2 separate regions of the Homo sapiens genome follow, and region 2 is linked to region 1. A link is a loop called in an ENCODE intact Hi-C map of the cell type or tissue named here. Cell type or tissue: lower leg skin. All regions are shown on one strand. Links, peaks and the distances in the headings refer to the core of each region. The heading gives the core; the rest is flanking DNA. Region 1 has its middle 110 kb from the start of SLC7A1. Region 2 overlaps SLC7A1 (solute carrier family 7 member 1).

Evidence for each region. A loop is a pair of places that touch in the nucleus more often than their neighbours do. Peaks named below come from ENCODE experiments on the same cell type or tissue, not always from the same donor. Only the 100,000 strongest peaks of a DNase experiment are listed, where the experiment ranks them.
Region 2: it touches region 1 in a loop (2.8-fold over the local background); 83 of 110 quality-filtered maps call a loop at or near these places.

What each region holds. Positions count from the first base shown.
Region 1 is chr13:29,701,777-29,704,682 of GRCh38, reverse strand. No RefSeq gene overlaps it. Among named protein-coding and RNA genes, the nearest start is that of SLC7A1, 110 kb to the right of the region's middle. RefSeq lists enhancers at 1,488-2,025, 999-2,198. In lower leg skin, for the core only: no CTCF peak of the experiment used is centred there; a DNase peak (open chromatin) is centred at 1,635.
Region 2 is chr13:29,513,743-29,516,648 of GRCh38, reverse strand. It overlaps SLC7A1 (solute carrier family 7 member 1), which reads left to right. Exons shown (of 13, transcript NM_003045.5): 12 at 403-511; 13 at 2,066-2,906. The coding sequence ends at 2,169. Among named protein-coding and RNA genes, the nearest start is that of MTUS2-AS1, 27 kb to the right of the region's middle. In lower leg skin, for the core only: no CTCF peak of the experiment used is centred there; no DNase peak of the experiment used is centred there.

The DNA of each region.
Region 1 (2,906 bases), core at 246-2,745:
CAGATTCCTTACTGTCTCTGAGCTTCATCTGAAAAGTGAGCAGTTGTGAAGACTGAACAAGTTTCCCAGGTAAACTGCTGAACATTCTGTGCCTGGCTCTCGGTGTGTGTTCAGCAAGCATTCTTTGTTAAGGCTGTTCTAATTATTAAGAGGAAGGAAATTGGCCAATTCCACCCCTTTATCAGATCCCTCAAAGCCCAGGGCTAATGGATTGGAAACAGAACTGTGAAATAGTCACCTCCACCCCATGAACTCCTGCACTTTCTCACCTCTCTTGTCATTGCAAATGCATTTTCAGTCACTCAGAGACTTTGCCTTGATCGTCTAATTTGTGTAAAATAATGCAAGGTTGGTTTTCTAGATCTAAGGAGCCAGGAGGAAAGAAATTATGATGACGGGCTCTGCCATTGTCTCCTACCAGTAGTCCTGGAGGTCTGGAAGAGCTTCAAGCTACACGTTGCCTTCTCAATCTGCCACTCTCTTGCAGAGTGCTCTGAACAGGAACTATTAATAATTGCTACCCAACTAAAGAGCCCAGTGCAGCCCACAGAATACTTGACAAAAGGCCCAGCCAGGAGAGCTTAACTGGGGACTGGGGAAGAAAGGACCAAATGCTTCTTGCAAGTGACGTCCTCACTACTGCAACGTAACAGGACCCAGCGCACGAGGCATTTGTCTGATCCTCACTCCACCAACAGAAAGCAATTGGCGTGGAACCTCCCTGTCATCAGCTCCCATGCAGTCCTGAATAAACCCTCTCGCCTTGATCCACTCACCCCTCACGCACCTCCTCCCCCATCAGATGGCTTTTTTCTCCCTTTCCTCCAATGCCAAGTTATTTCTACCCCAGGGCCTTTGAACAACCTCCACCTCCCGTCAGATACACTTTTTCTCAGACCTTTGCAGGGCTGGATCCATCTCCTCACTCAAGTCTCAACTCAAACATCACCTCCTCCAAGGCTATGTGGTCTAAATAAATACTCCCACTCCTTCCCTGGTCAATGAGCCTGTTTTGTTTTCTTCATAGCACTTCTCTGTATTTGATATGGTCTTATTCTGTGTTTACAGTTTGTTGCCTGTTTTCGTTTCCCAGGAGGTCAAAGGGCTCTGTTAAGGTATGCACATTGTCAAGTTCCCAAGCGCTAATAAAGAGGGTCTGCAGGAGGCAGAGGAGGAGAGGGAGGACCTGGATGCTGAGGCTGGTGAATGACGTTACTGGGGGAGCTGAGGAGGATTGGGAAGAGCATTCCAGGTGAGGGTATCAGCAGAAACGAAGCTCGGAGGCCTGAATGTTGGTGAGACCGTCAATGCTGAGTGATGACACTGGCCCTTGGCAATGAGACTTGACTGCTACTGCTCTGGCAACTTCAAGTCCTGCCCAGGGTGGATGGGAACGGGGATGAGGAATGCACCCAGGAGGGTTTTGGTGGAGTCCTGGAAGCCTGTGGGAGGCCAGGAAACAGCGATGGCGAAGGAGTGGAGACCCCGGGGTCATCGCTGCGAGCTACAGCACAAGCCCGGGAGCAGGAAATGAGTCACTGGAGGCTCCCAGAGGCAGTCGGCAGGGCGAAACTTTTAAGCCAGATCCCGCAGTAAAGCAAGCCCCGACTCTCCCTGAGAGGGAGGCATTATATAATAACTGTCCGCAGAGGGAGAGGCTGGGTGCGTGCATCAGGAAGGGTGGAAAGACAGCTCTTACTTAATCACAGTGCTGATCCATTGCTCAACTCACAGAATGCATCTTTTCCATCTGCCAGGGGCCAAGAGTTGGGTTATTGGCTCTGCCTCCAGCTGCATCTCAGCGACCGGCATTTCCTTGGTTTTCTGTTTTTATGGGATTAGGCTGCTCACTCCCTCATCTGACTCTTAAGGAAACAGGGAAGATTATCTGATTAATATCTGTAAAGTTCTTTGGAGACCCATTGAGAATGAACCAAAGATTACTGGAATAGCAATACTGTACTTTGAGTTGACATGGCTATTTTTTGAAAAACGTTAAATAGCCTTGCTGATGATGGAGCAGATTTTCTTACAGTATAGTTCAACTTTCATTCTTTAGCCTCCAGAGACGTAAGTTGAACCTGGACCCAGGATCACAGTGATGTTACTTATTCACTTATTGGGTTGTTAATATTTTTAGTACTGAGTTGTAGAGTTCTTGGTATGTTTCAAATATAAATCATTTGTCAGATAAGTATATATATGTGTGTGTGTGTTTGTCCCATATATATCTCCAATTTATGGTTTACCTATTAATTTTCTTGAGCTCTTTTTGATGAGCAGAACTTTTACATTTTATATATGTATATAAATTTATTTCAATAGCTTTTGGGGTACAAATGTTTTTTGGTTACATGGATGAATTGTACAGTGTTGAAGTCTGAGATTTTAGTACATTCGTCACCCCAGTAGTGTACATTGTACCTCATCCACTTCTGAGCCTCCGAAGTACATTATACCACTCTGTATGCCTTTGTGTACCCACAGCTTAGATCGCACTTTTAAGTGAGAACATACCATTTTTGGTTTCCCATTCCTGAGTTACTTCACTTGGAATAATGGCTTCCAGCTCCATACAAGTTGCTGCAAAAGACATTATTTTGTTCTTTTTTATAGCCAAGTAATAGTCCATGGTATTGGCCGGGCGTGGTGGCTCACGCCTGTAATCCCAGCACTTTGGGAGGCCGAGGCAGGTGGATCACCTGAGGTCAGGAGTTTGAGACCAGTCTGGCCAGCATGGTGAAACCCTGTCTCTACTAAAAATACAAAATTTGCCGGGCATAGTGATGTGCATCTGTAATCCCAGCCACTCAGGAGGCTGAGGCAGGAGAATCACTTGAACCTGGGAGGCGGAGGTTGCTGTGAGCTGACATCGCACCATTGCACTCCAGCCTGGGCAAAAAGAG
Region 2 (2,906 bases), core at 212-2,711, 190 kb after region 1:
TTTTCCAAGCCTTGGAGACGGGCAAGGCTTCTGCATTTTTAGATTACACAAATAATAAAAAAGGTTGTTGACCTTAGAGGTAAAGTGGAGGTCCGTCTTCTAGTCCTTTCTTTAGCAGGAGAATCGCAACAGAGAAAAATGAGAATGGAGTTCATTTGGCCATTCAGAGCTTAGAATCAAATCCCCACCTACTAAGATGTACCCTTGGGTGTGTTTGTGTGTGTGTTTGGGTGCGGGCTGTGTGTGGGGTGTGGGAGTGGGGGTGGGCACTCCCTCTCTCTTCCCCACACTCGCCCGACGGTCCCTGTCACTCTCAGTTGTGCTGCCTTTACTAGACAGTTTTACTGAACTATTGGAACCGGCGCCACTGCCATGGATTGAAGCCACCTCCTGTCTCTTCAGGTTCCCTTCCTGCCAGTGCTCCCCATCCTGAGCATCTTCGTGAACGTCTATCTCATGATGCAGCTGGACCAGGGCACCTGGGTCCGGTTTGCTGTGTGGATGCTGATAGGTATGTGATGCTGCTGCCAGCACGTCCAAGATCCTGGCTTCCCCTGGGGGTCTCCCTTGTTTCAGATTTCATAACAGAATGACGCACATCCAGTCAGCAGCTTTCTCGAAGATAATGCTGAATCCCTGGTAGGCTGTGAGTCCTCTCCTCCCTGTTAGATACTTTTTGTTTCCATTGCTTCTTGTCCAAACTATTTATTCTTTTGGGCAAGACCTTGATATTAACAGGAACAAGGTGATGAGTCTGCTGCAGATAAGGTACCAGTTATTTTCACCCCAGACAGGAAAGTCTGGCCTGTGCCTCCTGGCCCCCTGGCCTGCCCAGCACCAAATTGGTACGGGCACTAGGCCCAGGCAGGGTGGATGTCATGGGCTCCTCTGTGATTGCGTCTTCTCTGTGGAGGGAGAGTGCTTTGGAGCCTATGGGAGATGCCACTAGGGTGGGGAGCTTCCACATGAGATAGATCACCAGGGGTGGGTGCAGCCTGTAGTCCCACGCCTCTGGGCATCTCACCCCAGGGGCTGGAGGGGAGGATCTCATTTCCTTCCCCTCAGCATCTGAGTCATAGTGCTGATAGCCAGGAAAGTGGCCCTGGCCATTGCCCCTCAGGACCATGTCCCTACAGCCTCGCAGCCCTGAGTTTGCATGCTACGGGCAGATGGCTGCTGCCTCATCTCCCAGGGCCCTCGAGGGGTGCTTTTCCTCCAGGAAATACTTTGCGGCCCACTGTCTGCTGGCAGCCGGGTGGGTCCTCATTCCCTGCAAAGTCCAGCCTGTTAGACAGACGTCTCCTAGAGCCTTTCTGAGAAAAAGCTGCTCACAGCTCACTGGCCACTTCCTCCAGGCCTGGTGAAGGCAGAGGGGCGCCTCTTCCCAGCATCCCTGTCAAAGTCCCTGTGTGCAGGAGCCTGAGCTCCTTTCCTGGGCTGTGGGTGGCTGAGTCCTTGCTTTAAGGCCTGTTTTCCTGTGTCAGCCACACAAGGTGGCCCCAGCCCCTGGGCAGGTGGTAAGAAGCATAGGTCCTGGACCCACCCTGGAGTCCCGTGTGCAGGAACAGGCTGTGGACTCCTATGTGAAGTCCATTCCTGGGGCTCAGTGTCTCCTGCAGTCTGACGCTCAGTTATGTGGAGAAATGGGCAGTGGGACTGTCCAGGCTGAGAGCCTGGAGACCTCCAGCACCTGCGGGAAACCCCATCTCCATAGTGCACATTCTCGATACTCTCGTGGCCTCCGGGGGCATCAGGGGGCTAAGCTGAAGGACCCGATGGCCTCTGGTGGCCCTGGCCCAGCTGCTCTGTCTGCTCAGGAAACACCGCAGCATAAGGCCGTCCAGAGGAACGTAGGGCTTTGCCAGATGTCGAAGCAGACAGTGGCCTTCGTGTGGCAGCTGCTCCAGATGTGGAAAGGTCACAGGGGCCGCTGGCTGCGGGCTCATGCCAGGCAGGGGCAGGCCGCCTGAGAGGGTTTGCTGTGGGACCGCCCTGGGCTCTGAGCCCTGCCTGCGGTGGTGCAACCGGCGGTCTGTTCACGCCCGTCTCTGCTGTCGGCCCGCAGGCTTCATCATCTACTTTGGCTATGGCCTGTGGCACAGCGAGGAGGCGTCCCTGGATGCCGACCAAGCAAGGACTCCTGACGGCAACTTGGACCAGTGCAAGTGACGCACAGCCCCGCCCCCCGGAGGTGGCAGCAGCCCCGAGGGACGCCCCCAGAGGACCGGGAGGCACCCCACCCTCCCCACCAGTGCAACAGAAACCACCTGCGTCCACACCCTCACTGCAGCCAAAGGTGCAATTACTTGACCTGCAGCCCCAGCCCACCCTCGGCTCTGCAGCCGGTTCTCCGGGCCCTGGTCACCTCCAGACAGCTGCCTGGCCGGGGCCACTAGGCTGCGGCTGGCCACTGTGTCTCCTCACTTCTCTGAACAAAGCAGTTCCTCCCCTACCAGCTCAGCCCCGAGCTGCCGCAGCCTCAGGCAGAACGGAGGTCACCTTCTCTCCTTATCTTGGGAACCAGGCCTTCCTCCCGGGGACTGTTCTGGGATTGAAATTGTGCATACTCCAAACTTTCGCAGCCATCTTCCCGCTCAGCCCCAGACACCCAGCAATCAAGCCAGATGAGTACCACAAAACAGTGTGTCCCCAGCAGCTCCCCACCCCAGAGCCAAATGACAGTAGTGCACTTAAAAAGGAAAATCAGGCCTGTTGTCCTTCTCCGGTTGCATTCAGATGGGTCATTAGGGCCGGACCCTGCCTGCCCCTTGGCTTCTCAGGGCTTTGCTCTGACACCATGACAGCTGCCCGGGGCTGAGGGCAGCTGGCTCCACTCAAATGAGGAAGAAGGGATCACTCCCATTAGGGCCTGCTTTGCTTATGCATGTGTGTGCACATGCATGTAA